Regions from separate parts of the Homo sapiens genome. Here region 2 is linked to region 1. Evidence: chromatin contacts called from ENCODE Hi-C or POLR2A ChIA-PET data. All regions are on one chromosome and are shown on one strand. The core of a region is the stretch at or near the end of the contact, and the rest is flanking DNA. Distances in the headings are between cores, read along the strand shown.

Region 1 (6,868 bases), core at 1,768-4,267:
CCAAGCTCAGGCATGGAAAGCTTGTGGTGACCTGAGTCCCCTCTAACAACCCTGCCAGAACTTGATGTAGCAGGAACACCAATAATTTCCTGCACTGCTGCTGCTCTGTTCCCCTCCTCTTCTTCATCAAGGTAGTACTTATCCATCTTTTAAGACTGAGGCCGAGTGCGGTGGCTCACGCCCGTAATCCCAGAACTTTGGGAGGCTGAGGCGGGAGGATCACCTGAGGTCAGGAGTTCGAGACCAGCCTGATCAACATGGAAAAACCCTGCCTGTACTAAAAATAAAAAATTAGCCAGGCGTGGTGGCACACACCTGTAATCCCAGCTACTCAGGAGGCTGAGGCAGGAGAATCCCCTGAACCCGGGAGGTGGAAGTTGCAGTGAGCCAAGATTGTGCCACTGCACTCCAGCCTGGGCAGCAAAAGCGAAACTTCGTCTCAAAAAAAAAAAAAAAAAGACTGAGGCAGGTCTCTCCTCCAGGAAGCAGGGTTAGGTGACCCCCTTGGTGCTCCAGTAATATCCCAAGTATATCACAGTGTATATGACTATCTACTCATAAATCTGTTATCCGTATTATTGTGTGAACGTCTTGGGAGAAGGGGCTGTGGCTAAAATTCATCTTTGCAACAGCAATGACCAGTCTAACATATGACACACAGTGGTGCTTCAACCATTTGCTCCCTTGTACACTCAAAAGAACCATTTCTTGGCCAGGTGTAGTGGCTCATGCCTGTAATCCCAATACTTTGGGAGGCTGAGGCAGGAGGATGGCTTGAGGCCAGCAGTTAAAGACCAGCCTTGACAATATAGTGAGACCCCTATCTCTACAAAAAAATTTAAAAATTAACTGGTGTGTGGCATGTACCTATAGTCTTCGCTACGCAGGAGACTGAGACTAGAGGATTGCTTGAGCCCAGGAGTTTGAGGCTGCAGTGAGCCATATGACTGTGCCACTGCACTCCAGCCTAGGTAACAGAACAAGACTCTGTCTCAAACAAACAAAAACAAAGAAACAAAATTTCCTGATAGATTTGCAGTACAAATGAAAGAAAGCCCCACTCTCCTTTCCTGTTTCTGACAACCTGAAATGTGGAAAATATAAGTCCACTCTTGGGAGAGAAGGGCTTTTAGACTTCTGGCGGCCCAGGGTCACACAGGAGTAAAATTAGCCTAAAGGTCATGCAGCACTCAAGGAGCAAACTTCTCTTCCTCATGCAGGAAGAAGTACACTTGGCAAAGATCTTTGCAGGTATGTTCACAGTACACTTAGCAAAGATCTATACAGATATGTTCAAGTAATCCAACAATATGCATGCAACTGATTCACTTCCAATATAGTTATATTGACTATTCACTATCGTAGCAGCAGGAAGCCATGAGAGTAGTTCACTGAGTTCTACTTTTTCCCGTTCAGGAAATTAAATAATGGAGATGTGCAGACTATAACTGGCACACAAATTAGGTCACCAACCCAGAAGAATCCAATCCTGGAGGAAATGGCTGCACTAGGTCTTAAAAGATCCAGAAAGATACCCAGCGTGTTCCTCTGAGTAGCTTTTGTGTTGTGGGAAGTATTTGTAGTCTTTGGAACTACTTTCTTTTTCTGGTTAAGGAAATCAAAATATAAGTCTCATCTTTAGAACCTGGACATTATTTCATGCATGTGGAAAATACCCATCCCAAACAGTGCTGGATGAGTCATCTGACCCCAGAGAAGCCGGAGATAATGCCTCTTCCAGACTTCCTGTCTCTCTTTTGCAAGACTTTCCATAATTCTGCCCCTGCATCTCTCCCACATCATCTCCTCTAATTACCAGACGCCAAGTTTTCTAATAGCCTGCCTTGGAAAGAAGAGTTTCCACCCACTCATGCCTCCAGATTCGCCTTTCAAGCACTCCCTAATCACAAGTCCCGCCCCACCTACACACACACTCTCTCTCCCGGAACTGTGACAGGAACTGTAGAGAAATTCAGGAACTCAAGAAGAGAGAAATAGAGGTAGGGTGACTACTGCACGTTTCCCCCTCATTTAAATTTTTTCTTTCTTTTTTTTTTTTAAGGAAGCGGCAGACCCGCTTTCTAAGTTTATGCAGAAACTGAAGCGCTGGCAAGTCCTCCCTGCGGCCTCAGGGGTGTGGCCCACTGTGGCTGCATCCGGACAGGAAGAGTCGAATCCCAAAGATGCTGCTAGATGTGCCGAGAGATTCCTGATCCAGCCAAAACATGTCAGAGCAGAATGAGGGCCACGGCGTCGGGCATGGTGACCCTCAGTAACAGTCCGAGCGCTCGGACCCGAGGGCCGTCCCATGCGCAATCCTGACGGCTCTTGCCTGCAGCCCAGGTCGGGCCGGAGGAGGGGCCGCTCCCCGCTCCCCGGCTGTAACAGACAAAAGGCTCAGGGAGGGTATCAGGGGACCCGGTGCTGACCCGGCAGAGGCAGGGTGAACAAGCCCGGGGTCAAGCGAAGCCGCACGACGGCCCTGACGGCCCGAGACGTGCCACGCCTGGGTCCCGACACTCCACTTACGTCGTTGACTGTCTCTAACCAGAGCCCGAGCTCAGGGACCGCGCGCACAGCCGCCGGGGTCCAGCACAGGAGGCAGAGGGCGACGCGCAGCAGCGGGGCCCGGGCGGGAAAGCAGCGGCGGCGGCGTGGCAGGAGCCCGGCTACCGAGCGGCAGGCGGCGACCATCTTGACCAGGAAGCTGCACCTGGCGCTCCGAGACGCCTGCCACACCCGCACCTGGTGCAGCACCGCCCCAGGCAGGCGGGTCCGAATCCGGGACGCGGGGCTCGGACTCGGGTGTGGAGGAGGGGCTCGCGCTTGGGCCTGGGCGGAGAGGCGCCGTGCAGTTCTGGGAAACCCGGCCAGGACCGGGAGGCAGGGCTTAGGGCTCTGAGCCGGGCCCGAGCGTGCAGCTGGGAGATGCCTGGAAGGCAGAGATAGGAGCCAGGATGTGGAGTTGGCGGCGAGACGTGGAGGCTGGGCTCAGGGCCTAGCGTGGGCGTGAAGATAGAAGAGGAGCCGGAACGTGCAAGGGAGGGCTGGCAGCCCGAGCGCGGAGGCGGGGCCGGGTAGGGAGGCGCCGCCGGAGTGTGGAGACGAGGCGGGGCTCGGGAGTGTGGGGGCGGGGTGGGAGGCGTGGCTCGGGGCCAAGCTGGGTGTGGGGACAGGGCAGGGTTGGAGGCGGGCTCGGGACTGTGGAGGCGGGGCGGGGCTCGGGACCAGGGCGGAGTGCGGAGGCAGGGTGCCCCAGGAAGGAAGAGCTTGGGGCCAGGCCGAGCGTGGAGGCGGGGCCGTGTGGAGGCGGGGCCGTGTGGAGGCGGGGCCGTGTGGAGGCGGGGCCGTGTGGAGGCGGGGCCGTGTGGAGGCGGGGCCGTGTGGAGGCGGGGCCGTGTGGAGGCGGGGCCGTGTGGAGGCGGGGCCGTGTGGAGGCGGGGCCGTGTGGAGGCGGGGCGGGGCTCGGGACCAGGCCGGAGTGCGGAGACAGAGTGCCCCAGGAAGGAAGAGCTTGGGGCCAGGCCGAGCGTGGAGGCGGGGCCGCGTGGAGGCGGGGCCGTGTGGTGGCGGGGCCGTGTGGAGGCGGGGCGGGGCTCGGGACCAGGCCGGAGTGCGGAGACAGAGTGCCCCAGGAAGGAAGAGCTTGGGGCCAGGCCGAGCGTGGAGGCGGGGCCGCGTGGAGGCGGGGCCGCGTGGAGGCGGGGCCGGGATTTGGAGGCAAGACCCGGCGGGGAGGCGGAGCCTGAGCGTAAAGGCGGGGCTGGTCAGGGAGATGGGGTCGGAGTGGGGAGGCGGAGTTGAGGACCAGGCAGTAGTGTGGAGACGGGGCTGGACGAGAAGGGCTTGGGGTTAGGCCGTAGTGGGGAGGCCAGGTTGGGCGAGGAAGCAGGGCTTGGAGCAAGCCCTAGTACGGAGACGGGACTGGGCGGGGAGGCGTGGCCTGAGTGAGGAGACGGGCCTGAGTGGGGAGGCGGGGCCTGAGTGGGGAGGCGGGGCCTGTCTGGGAGATGAGGCGCAGTGGGGAGGCGGGGCTCGCCGCCAGCGAGCGCGAGTGTCAAGGTCCTGGAGTCGAATGCCTAGTAAGTGCTACGGTTGGAGTGCAGTCTAGAGTTCTGTTCCCAGGGTGTCTCCATTTCTTGCGTCTTCTACACTTACCCCTGCCTCGACCCTCTCAGCTGTATGGAAACCGTTCTTTAAATTCAGGGAATGTGCCAGGAAAGTGCTTTGAGGCCAAGGCCAGTTGAACACAAGGCATTGTGTTGTGAAGGTTAACGTTAATAGGACAGTTAATACTTTTCAGAACAAGTAGTTACTTGACTGGCTTAAAGCTCAGAGGGGTCAGGGCTTGGATCCGTCTTATTGTGTACCTTCCCTTGCATTTTCGGCTGTAAGCTGAATACATGTTTTGCTGTCAAAGAGAATTAGTTCATTCATTATCAAATGTAAATAATATCCAGCAAGGGAATAGAATCCTGTGCTAATATTGTTATTAACGTAGAATAAGATCGATTTATAGTCCAAAGGCCTTGGCTGCTTTACCAGTCACCAGTAATTATTGAGGACCTACTATACACTAGAGATTGCATGTGCATCTTCCCAGTAAGCAACGTGATCAGTTCTGTTTAGGTCAGAATAACTGTAACAGGACCACAGGGGAACATCCACCAGAGATTTAGGAAGTAAGTGAGGGACAGAAGGAGAGAACAATACATGAAATTTAAGTTCTACAAGAAGAGTTAAGGGCGAGTTACCTGTGGGAGTGAGGGGTAAGTCTGAAATCGTTTTAGTTACGAGAGAACTGGAGGAATGGAAAGATCTTCCAGATGACTGGATGTTGGTGTGAGACGGAGAGTGGCAAAGCTGGGAATATTTAAACAGTACCAAAACATACAGGCATTCCTAAATTAAGTTAGGCAGATGGCACCTTTAGTTAAGAACACTGGAGAGGCAATGATTTTTTGTTTTGTTTTGTTTTTGAGACTGAGTCGCGCTCTGTCGCCCAGGCTGGAGTGCACTGGCGCGAACTCGGCTCACTGCAAGCTCCGCTTTCCTGGTTCACGCCATTCTCCTGCCTCAGCCTCCTGAGTAGCTGGGATTACAGGCGCCAGCCACCACGCCAGGCTAATTTTTTTATATTTTTTAGTAGAGACTGGGTTTCACCGTGTTAGCCAGGATGGTCTCGATCTCTTGACCTCATGATCCGCCTGCCTCGGCCTCCCAAAGTGCTGGGATTACAGGCGTGAGCCACCGCGCCCGGCCCCAATGATGGTTTTTAAGTAAGGATGAGCTGATCAGAAAGATCGTGTTGGTTGTCAAATTGGGAAACAGGAGCATAGGAGAGCCAGGGTGACACCATTTTAAAAATAACTCCATCTTAAAACTAGCAAGGTACATTTCTTGCCAGTCACCACCCATGGTCGTAAGATGTTTACAGTGGCTGGGCACGCCTGTAATCCCAGCACTTTGGGAGGTCAAGGCGGGTGGATAGTTTGAGCTCAGGAGTTTGAGACCAGCCTGGACAACATGGCGAAATCCTGTCTCTACACGAAATACAAAAATTAGCCAGGTGTGGTGGCGTGCCTGTGGTTCTGGCTACTCAAAGAAGCTGAGGCGGGAGGATCACTTGGGCCTGGGAGGCGAAAGTTGCAGTGAGCCCTGCACTCCAGCCTGTGTGACAGAGTCAGAACCTGTCACAAACAAAAAAAAGAAAGAAAGAGAAAGAAAGCAAGAAAAGGAAAAAAAAAAAAGGAAAATGAGGAAGGTTAGAATGAACTATAATGCTGGCTTGCAACTGATGATATCAGTGTGAACTCATTTTTAAAATTTAGTTTTATAAATAGATGTAGATATGTGTGTGTGTGTGTGTGTTTATATTTTCTTGCACTGATTCCCAGGAGGACCTAGAAGCAGCGACACCCCAGTAGCAATAGGTACATCTAGCACCAGATCTTGCTTTATAAATATCATTCTCCACTAAAATAAACCAGGGATCCTTGGAGAAGTGGCTGAGCCCAGGAATGGAATAGAGAAATTCATGATGAACTTGAGAATCTTGTTTTGCCAGAAAGTAAGGAAGTGGGTAAAAAATTATGAGGACACGTCAAAAAGGCATAGGAGCCAGTTTGAAGGAGCTCCCTTCCACTTACCAGATCTGGGACAATTTGGTCACCAAAATGATAGTAGTGGATTGTAACTCATTGACTCAAATAGGAATCCATGAGTCTATACTAACATAAATAAATAAATGATTACATAAATAGGAAAGAAAATCACTTTCTTACAGTTGGAAAACTAATAAATGCAGAAGGAATAACAAATTTAAAATATCACCATTTGGCAACTATCACAATTAAAATTGATTCAGAAAGAATCATCAATTCTATTCTAAAGTTAGTTGGCAAAAGCTTCATGAGGAAATATCTTCCAAAAATTACTTATTAATTACAAAGAGAAAAACAGTAATTATACAGTGGAGATACCTGGCAGACACCAACTTAATGATCAAGGTTAATCCCACAAGGATTGGGACAAACAGACATGATATGTATCATGATTTGATTAACTGAAAAGAAACAGCATGACTTCTGTGATATTCCTGCCAAAAATGCATGCCCAAAATGCAAAAATGCATCTAATCAAGCTATTCAAGGAAATGAGGAAAAAATTCACATACTTAAATCTAATCACAAGGAAACATCAGACAACCCAAATTGAAAGACATTCTACAAAGTAACTAGCTGGTATAATTTACCAAAAAAAAAAAAAAAAAAAAAATATATATATATATATATATATATATATATATATATATATATATGCCAGGTTCTTGAAACAGCTGAGGAAGTTAGAGGTTAAAGGAGACCCA
Region 2 (6,868 bases), core at 1,135-3,634, 130 kb before region 1:
ATTTGAGCAAAAACAAAGACAGTAGCTGTAATTACTATTAATACAGATGATAACACACATGATAACATCAGATATGTTTCAACCATGAGTTCATAATGTACTCAAAGAAGAAAACAACTCTCACAGGGCATGTTGGAAAGATGCCTGTGAACCATCTCATTTTGAAAACTGAAAAATAAAGGGAGGAAAGCCAAGAATCAATCCTACTTTTCTTATACAAACCAAATCTCAGGGTAACCAAATAACTGATGAGAGTGTGTTTCTCTTTATAAAGTATGTCAGCTAATAAACAAAGAAAAAATCAATAGCACTAGAATATTAATTGCAATCCCTACAGAAGTAATGGATCTGTGCAATCTGCGGGGGCTAACATCAGAAAAGAGAGGCAACCAGATATTTTGCTCCTCCTACTGGAAGCATCTGTCACCACCAATAAAGTAGTCTTGCCTAAATAAATCTAACTTGAATCTGACTAACTCTCTAGATTTATAAGAAATAGAGAAGACAGAGATGCACTCAGAAAAACTCATACTGTGAAAAATTCTACAATATAAATGACCCTATATTTTGTCTTCCAACAAACCTTCAGATTATTCCAATATATGCTGAAGTGTGAGACCCACTGCTACAGATTAAAAAAAGGCTTAAAATGCATATCAATAAATCACAGTGCATAGACCTACTGCAAGTAAACAAAAAAATATAAGCCACTCAGAGAAATGTCAACGATGGCTGAATATTTAAAGGTATTAAGGAATTAATGTTTTAGATGTGAATGGCATTTTGGTTATCCTTTTTTTAAAAGTTGTCTTTTAGAGATACATTCTAAAATATTTATAGATGAAATGATAGGATTGGGAATCATCATGAGGTGGGGTGATAGCAGATGAAACAAGTTGGCCATGTGTTCATTGTTGAAGCTACTGATTCAGACATGGGGTTCATTATACTATTCTTTCTACTTTTGCATATGTTTGCAACTTTGCATGATAAAAAGTCTTAAAGCCCCTCCCTCAAATAATATGAAACTATATTACCTGGAAAGGGGTGCAAATGAATTCTGGTTAACCAGTAGTTACTCTTAGTACAGAGTGGAGCTCTGAAAGGACAAAAGAAAAGTTGATTCCATAGAGGAGAGTGAGGAGAGAGCATATAGAGAACAAGACACTCCACAGGGAGAAGTGCCCAGCCATTATCCACAAAAGACCCATCATCCACATCATCCACAAGAAGTGCCCAGCCATCATTGTCCACAGCCATCATCCACATCCTAAGCAGTCAGCCATTTGTACTTTGGTGCTGTGGGCACCGGGGCTGGGTGCGTGATTTCATCAGTGGGAAGCAGGTTTGATGACGGCAGATCTTGGTGATGGAAATTGTTGCTTTAAACTGGGCTGTTTGGCATCAAAGCCCTATCATATACCAGTTTAGAGGGCACCTGCTCTGGAGACTCCCCAAACACTCCCCACCTTCTGGCATGTGAGAGGCTTGTCCCCCTGAACACATCATATCTCAATATATCCCACATATATCCCACATCATATGTCATCATATCTCACATATGATGTGTGTGATGTGTGGGCTGTCCCTAGCCCACAGCTGTGACATCTCCCATTCAGGAACCTGGCCAGGCCCTTAGACTCTTCCGCCTGGTGTTGTGCACATGGGACTGGGTGGTGTGCAGGCTTCTGGCCCAGCATAGCTACATTTAGAAACATAAGGCTGTGGATAATGTTTTAATGAAGTCTTGTAACTTTAGTTTGCATGTCCTTTTTCTGTTGTTAGAGATCGCAGCTGAGCCCATGGGAGAAGAAACATTTCAAAAGCAACTCTTGACTGTGTCTCAACCTTTGTCCAAACAACAGTACAAGAATAAACCATCTTAGAAACCATCTTGATGTAGGGCTTGATCATTGAACTAGTGACACACTTCTGGCTCCATCTCATACCAGGGCAAATACAAAGATTTAAATAAAATATGTGTGAGGAAATCTCACCAGCAGCTTGACATGTAATTAGATAATGAAACTTTCTTACAGCTTCGCTACCTCTTAAGTTTTAGCTTGAATGATCTTCCCCACCCTACCCCATACCCCATCCTACCACACCCCACTCAGCTCTGGCCAGTGTTTTCTCTCTTTGATCACCTGGAGGGCGTCACCCTGTAGTGAATTCATCAGAAACAAAAGGCCATGGAATCTATGACAACTCAAGCATTTTCCTAAACTCTCCACGGCCAGGTATTGTCCTTACCAATCTCCCATGTGGTCAAAACAAATTTATAATGTGGAACAGTCCCAAACATCACCTCTGTGTTCTCTGACTCATTTATTCCAGTGTATCCAACCCAGACAGGAAGAGAGTCAGCCACCCCCTCCTAGAAGGAAGTGGGCTGTCTCATGCTCAGGTAGAAGTCAGGCGGGCAGGAAGGAGCAATCACTTTTATTTTTTCAGTTATATTACCAGGTTATGTATTTGAGATATGATTTCTCAAAAGGGAAGTAACTCAGGCAGAATCCATGCTTTTAACAATGGGTCCTTGGTCTAGAAGGATCTGCGTGGGGTTTAAGGCCCTCCTGTGACTCTCTGATGAGAAGGCAGGCAGGCAGGCATGTCACAGAGGAAAAGGCAGATAAGAACAACGTGCTGGGTCATGGGAGGAGACTCCACTTCCTATGCCACATGCGCAGAGGCATGACTAGGGCCCCCCGCACGACTAGAACCGTTTCATTCATAGCAAGCCTGGCTACAAAAAGGCAGAAGGGCTGATAGTCACCTGACACACATTGCCACCTTTTCTCTCCCCAGCTAGTTCAAACTCACAAGGCCATTTGCACAGCATTTTGGAAAGCCACCCATCCCCTGGATGAAAAAGTTTTAAGAAAGTTAGTGCATAATCTAAGGGAAGGGCCTCAAAGCAGAAAAAAAAAAAGAGTGATGGCAGCAGTTGAGTTTTGTGGCTGCTCTTCCGTGCTATTCCATGGGGCGCCGTGCAACGCTGCCCTAGAAGCCTGGGTGCACTGGTGAGAGGGCGGGAACAGGCGGGAGGCTCCACGCAGTCGGTGCCCGAAGCTGAGCCTTCGGGGAAGAGAAATGAGGTCAGCTCTCCACACCCCAGTGCCCCTGTGTACCCTCAGAAGTCATAGGGGGATACAAAGATGGTGACCTTGGACACGTGGTTGGCCTGGAAGGAGCGGTCCAGGTATTCCGACATGTCGACGTCCACCTCCAGCGTCTGAGGCCCCTCCAGGTTCTGCACAAGGATCAGATCCCCAGTCTGCCGGTCTGAACGCTGCATCACAAAGTGGCCGCGGCTGTTCCCACCCACGATCCCAAACCGCAGGCTGTTGGGCCCAGCTCGGCCGGGGGCAGAGGCTGTGGCCATGCGGAAGAGCGTGATGGGCGTCTTCAGGTTGGAAGGCAGAGAGAGGTAATGGAAGGAGATGGTCTTGGGCAGATGGCGGCAGGGCCTGCTGTCCATGGGGCAGGGGTTCCGCTCACACTGGCTGGAGCGGAGAGGCAAAATGGAGGCAGTCAGCCTTGGGGAGTCTCATGAAGAGCTGCTCTGACCCGGCTGCCCACCTGCCCTCTTGCAGAGGCCACCTAGATGACCTTTCCCAGCCACGGGTCCTTCACCCAGGAGCTATGGAGCTGTGGACGAGTGAATGTAGCTGGTGTCAGGCATGGCAAAGGAAGGGCTGCTGCTTCTGTTCCTGCTCAAGGGTGCTCCCTGCCCACCTGTGTACGTGTGTATGTGTGTGCACATACATTTATTTATGCTATTACTATCATTTTTACAGAAAAATATAGCCTGGGAATATTAAATAACAATGGCAATGCTGATATTCAAACCAGGTGCCCTTTCTCCATGTGCTGCGACCTCGCCCAGTAATGGCAGGACCTCAGCAGTTAGCCAGCAACATCCTGTAATGCAGTGCTTCCCACACGGTGTACGGTGAACTTCCTAAACACAGCAGCATGTATTTTATTTATTTATTTTTAGACAGAGTCTCACTCTGTCGCCCAGGCTGGAGTGCAATGGCATGATCTAGGCTCTCTGCAACCTCCACCTCCCAGGCTCAAGTGATTCTCCTGTCTCAGCCTCCTGGGTAGCTGGGATTACAGGTGCCCACCACCACGCCCAGCTAATTTTTGTATTTTTAGTAGAGACGGGGTTTCACCATGCTGGCCAGGCTGGTCTCGAACTCCTGATCTCAAGGGATCCGCCCTCCTCGGCCTCCCAGAGTGCTCGAATTATAAGCATAAGCCACTGTGCCTGGCCATCACGTGTATTCTCAACGCAGGAAGCCCTGTTTTCCTTAATCATTTGGAAAGAGGGTCTTGTGGAAATGCTTTCGATATTTCTCTATGTTGTTAAAAGACAAATGCAATCTAGTATATTTGGCGATTCTGTAGCATCATGATTATGCAGTCAACTGTCACATCCAGCTGTTGGTCGAATGCCCCAGAGGCCGTCATAGACCCGTTCCCTATCCCTTCACCGAGTGACTTCATGAGGAAGGTTCTGATGTCTTCACTCTCTCTAAAAACTGCCATGCTTCAGTGCCACTAAGTTTCTTGCTGCTTCTAATCTGCTTTAACTCAACAGCAATTCAAATAATTAAGTTACCCTCCATGGCTGTTACTTCATTTTAAAGACAACGCTAGGGCTCTTGTGATCTCTTTTTGAGAGGAAAATGTATGTGCTTTGTGATAGTTGTAGTCATTCCCCTTAAAGGCCCATCTCCCAACTTTAAAAAAAAAAAAAAAAGCTCTACTTGCTGTTTAAGAGTTGCAGTTACTAGATGTAGAACCTTCTAGTACTATTGGAAAAGCAGAGTGATATAATGCAGGGTGCACGGGATATGCAGTGTAACTCAAGGGAGTCTATAGTTCCTGGCTATGTGAATGCTGTCACCTCCCAAATCCATGTGATCTATACCTGTCTCCTGGGCTGCTATGGGTTTATCAGGGTAATGTCACCAACAGCTTCTTCCCTTCAGTGCCTGCCCTGGCTTTGCCATCCTGGGGTGGCAGCAACCCCATCAACCTCTATGTAGTGGGGGTGCACTTAGTATATTACTCCCATGGGGAATGGGGTTCTTATTTCTCCAGAGCAGCAACGCATTAAATGCAACCACTAAGCGGAAATGGAAATTCAGAGACACCAGCCTCCCAGCCTCCTGCCTCTCATCTTTCTATGGTATAACTGTACCTTCTCCCAAGAACCTCTAGGAAGCATCCAGCCCAGCCACACTTGGAGGCCTGGGTGAGGGTGTGCCTCCCCTGGAGATACTCACAATGGAGACGTCTTCACGTAGCTCACATTGCCGCTGCCCTCGGGGCACTCAGGGCTGACACACTGGAAGCTTCCACCGGTGTTGATGCATGTGGTCCCCTGGGGGCACACCGGCTGCAGGCCCACACATTCATCCACATCTGAGATACAGGACATACAACAGGTGAGAATCGCCCTGACCTTCCCTCCATTGCAGACAGAACCACATGAGAGGCCCTGCAGGTCCTGTAATGTGGTGCTCCCTGCTCCTGGCACTTATTCTTAAAGCAGAAAGCCTGCCTTCCTTAACTGTGTGGAATCAGGGCCCTGAGGAAATGCCAGGGAGTGCCCCTCCCTGGGATCCTGTCCTCTTTCCCTGGGGTATGACAGGTGGCAAGGATGGTGGAAAGCACCAGGTGAGTGTTACTGGTCACAATGCTTCTCTTAGACCTGTCTGCTTCTCAGCCCAAGTGCCCCATTACCCTCCATGGCTGTTATTCTTCATATATATATATGTGTGTGTGTATATATATGTATATGGTATATATATATATGTATATATGGTATATATATACACACACCATATATACGTATATATGGTATATATGGTGTGTGTATATATATATACCATATACATATATATACATATACCATATTCATATATATACCATATATACACCATATACAGCATATATATACCATATACCTATATATACTATATATACACACACTTTTTTTAAATTAGAATCTTCTAGAAAGTCTTCCCTGCCAGCCTCACCCCATGCGAGTGCAGACACCTCAATATCATGATTTGTATGAGTTCTCTGCTCCCTTTGCAGACATCCAGAGAGTCTCCCCAGCTGGAGGCCGTCCCTCCCAACCCCAAGCAACCCCAGGTGGGCCTTCGTGAGCACTGTGGGAGGGAGGGAGTGTGGGTGGCTATCTGGATGCCTTCTCCTGCTCCAGCCCCAGGTCACCCACTCCTCAGAGCCCTGCAGCGGGGCCCCAATGGGATGTCACCGGGGAGCCACCTCTCCCCTCACATTCCCACGTCAGCCCATGGAGGAGCCCTCTGCCCTCTCTTCTCCCGTTCTCCCTTGGTGGGTCAGAGCTGTTATCTGGAGCCAGCGGGGCTCCCCTCTGTGTCCTGTTTCCATGGGGGAAGTCCAGCTGGGGAGGTGGGCCTGTCCACCCTCCTAGTGTGAGGTATGCCTGCAGGAGCAGAACCAGCCCCCCGAAAGGCCCACTGCAGCATGGTGGTTTAAGGGCCAAGGGTCAGGATGATCCCACTTGGGCTTCAGGCCTGAGATGTGTGCTCTGACTCAGCTCATGTGGAGATTCAGCATGTCTACATCAACTGACATCTGTATTTTCCCTAAGTGGAGGTGGGGAAACACAGGAGGCTTCCTGTTAGGCACCCAGTGTCCCTGGGACTTGTCCTGTAGTGATGATGGTGACTGTTGCGAGGGTTCTCAGCCTCTCTGTTCTACAACCAACCCACTCTGCACACATCCTTCCTAATCTCTTAGGTGCCTCCCATCCCTGCTGCAGACATTCCTTGTCAACTTAAGATGTTCTTTCCCACTCTGC

The links. Hi-C counts contacts between places; a loop is a spot of excess contacts on that map. ChIA-PET counts read pairs that join two places held with the same protein, here RNA polymerase II (POLR2A). Pooled maps may share reads with other maps.
Region 2: a loop to region 1 is called in a map of CD8-positive, alpha-beta T cell, with 4 times the contacts of the local background. The contact joins the enhancer-like site here to the promoter of TMEM87B in region 1. A Hi-C loop is called at or near these places in 6 of 168 maps with a recorded cell type or tissue (CD4-positive, alpha-beta T cell, CD4-positive, alpha-beta memory T cell, CD8-positive, alpha-beta T cell and 1 more) and 10 of 50 pooled maps. POLR2A ChIA-PET finds 5 or more read pairs at or near these places in 9 of 52 experiments (CD4-positive, alpha-beta T cell, CD4-positive, alpha-beta memory T cell, WTC11 and 5 more).

What each region holds. Positions count from the first base shown.
Region 1 is chr2:112,051,418-112,058,285 of GRCh38, reverse strand. TMEM87B (transmembrane protein 87B) reads right to left here and starts at 3,017. Exons shown (of 19, transcript NM_032824.3): 1 at 2,530-3,017. The coding sequence starts at 2,694. RefSeq lists enhancers at 1,876-2,215, 2,246-2,315 and silencers at 3,046-3,775, 3,976-4,025.
Region 2 is chr2:112,183,772-112,190,639 of GRCh38, reverse strand. FBLN7 (fibulin 7) reads right to left here. Exons shown (of 8, transcript NM_153214.3): 7 at 5,301-5,439; 8 at 2,422-3,506. The coding sequence ends at 3,134. Among named protein-coding and RNA genes, the nearest start is that of FBLN7, 49 kb to the right of the region's middle. Within about 2 kb of position 2,384, at least 6 of the 41 ENCODE cell types and tissues checked have a DNase peak (open chromatin) inside an H3K27ac peak, as active enhancers do; they include CD4-positive, alpha-beta T cell and CD8-positive, alpha-beta T cell, where a contact is called at or near this core.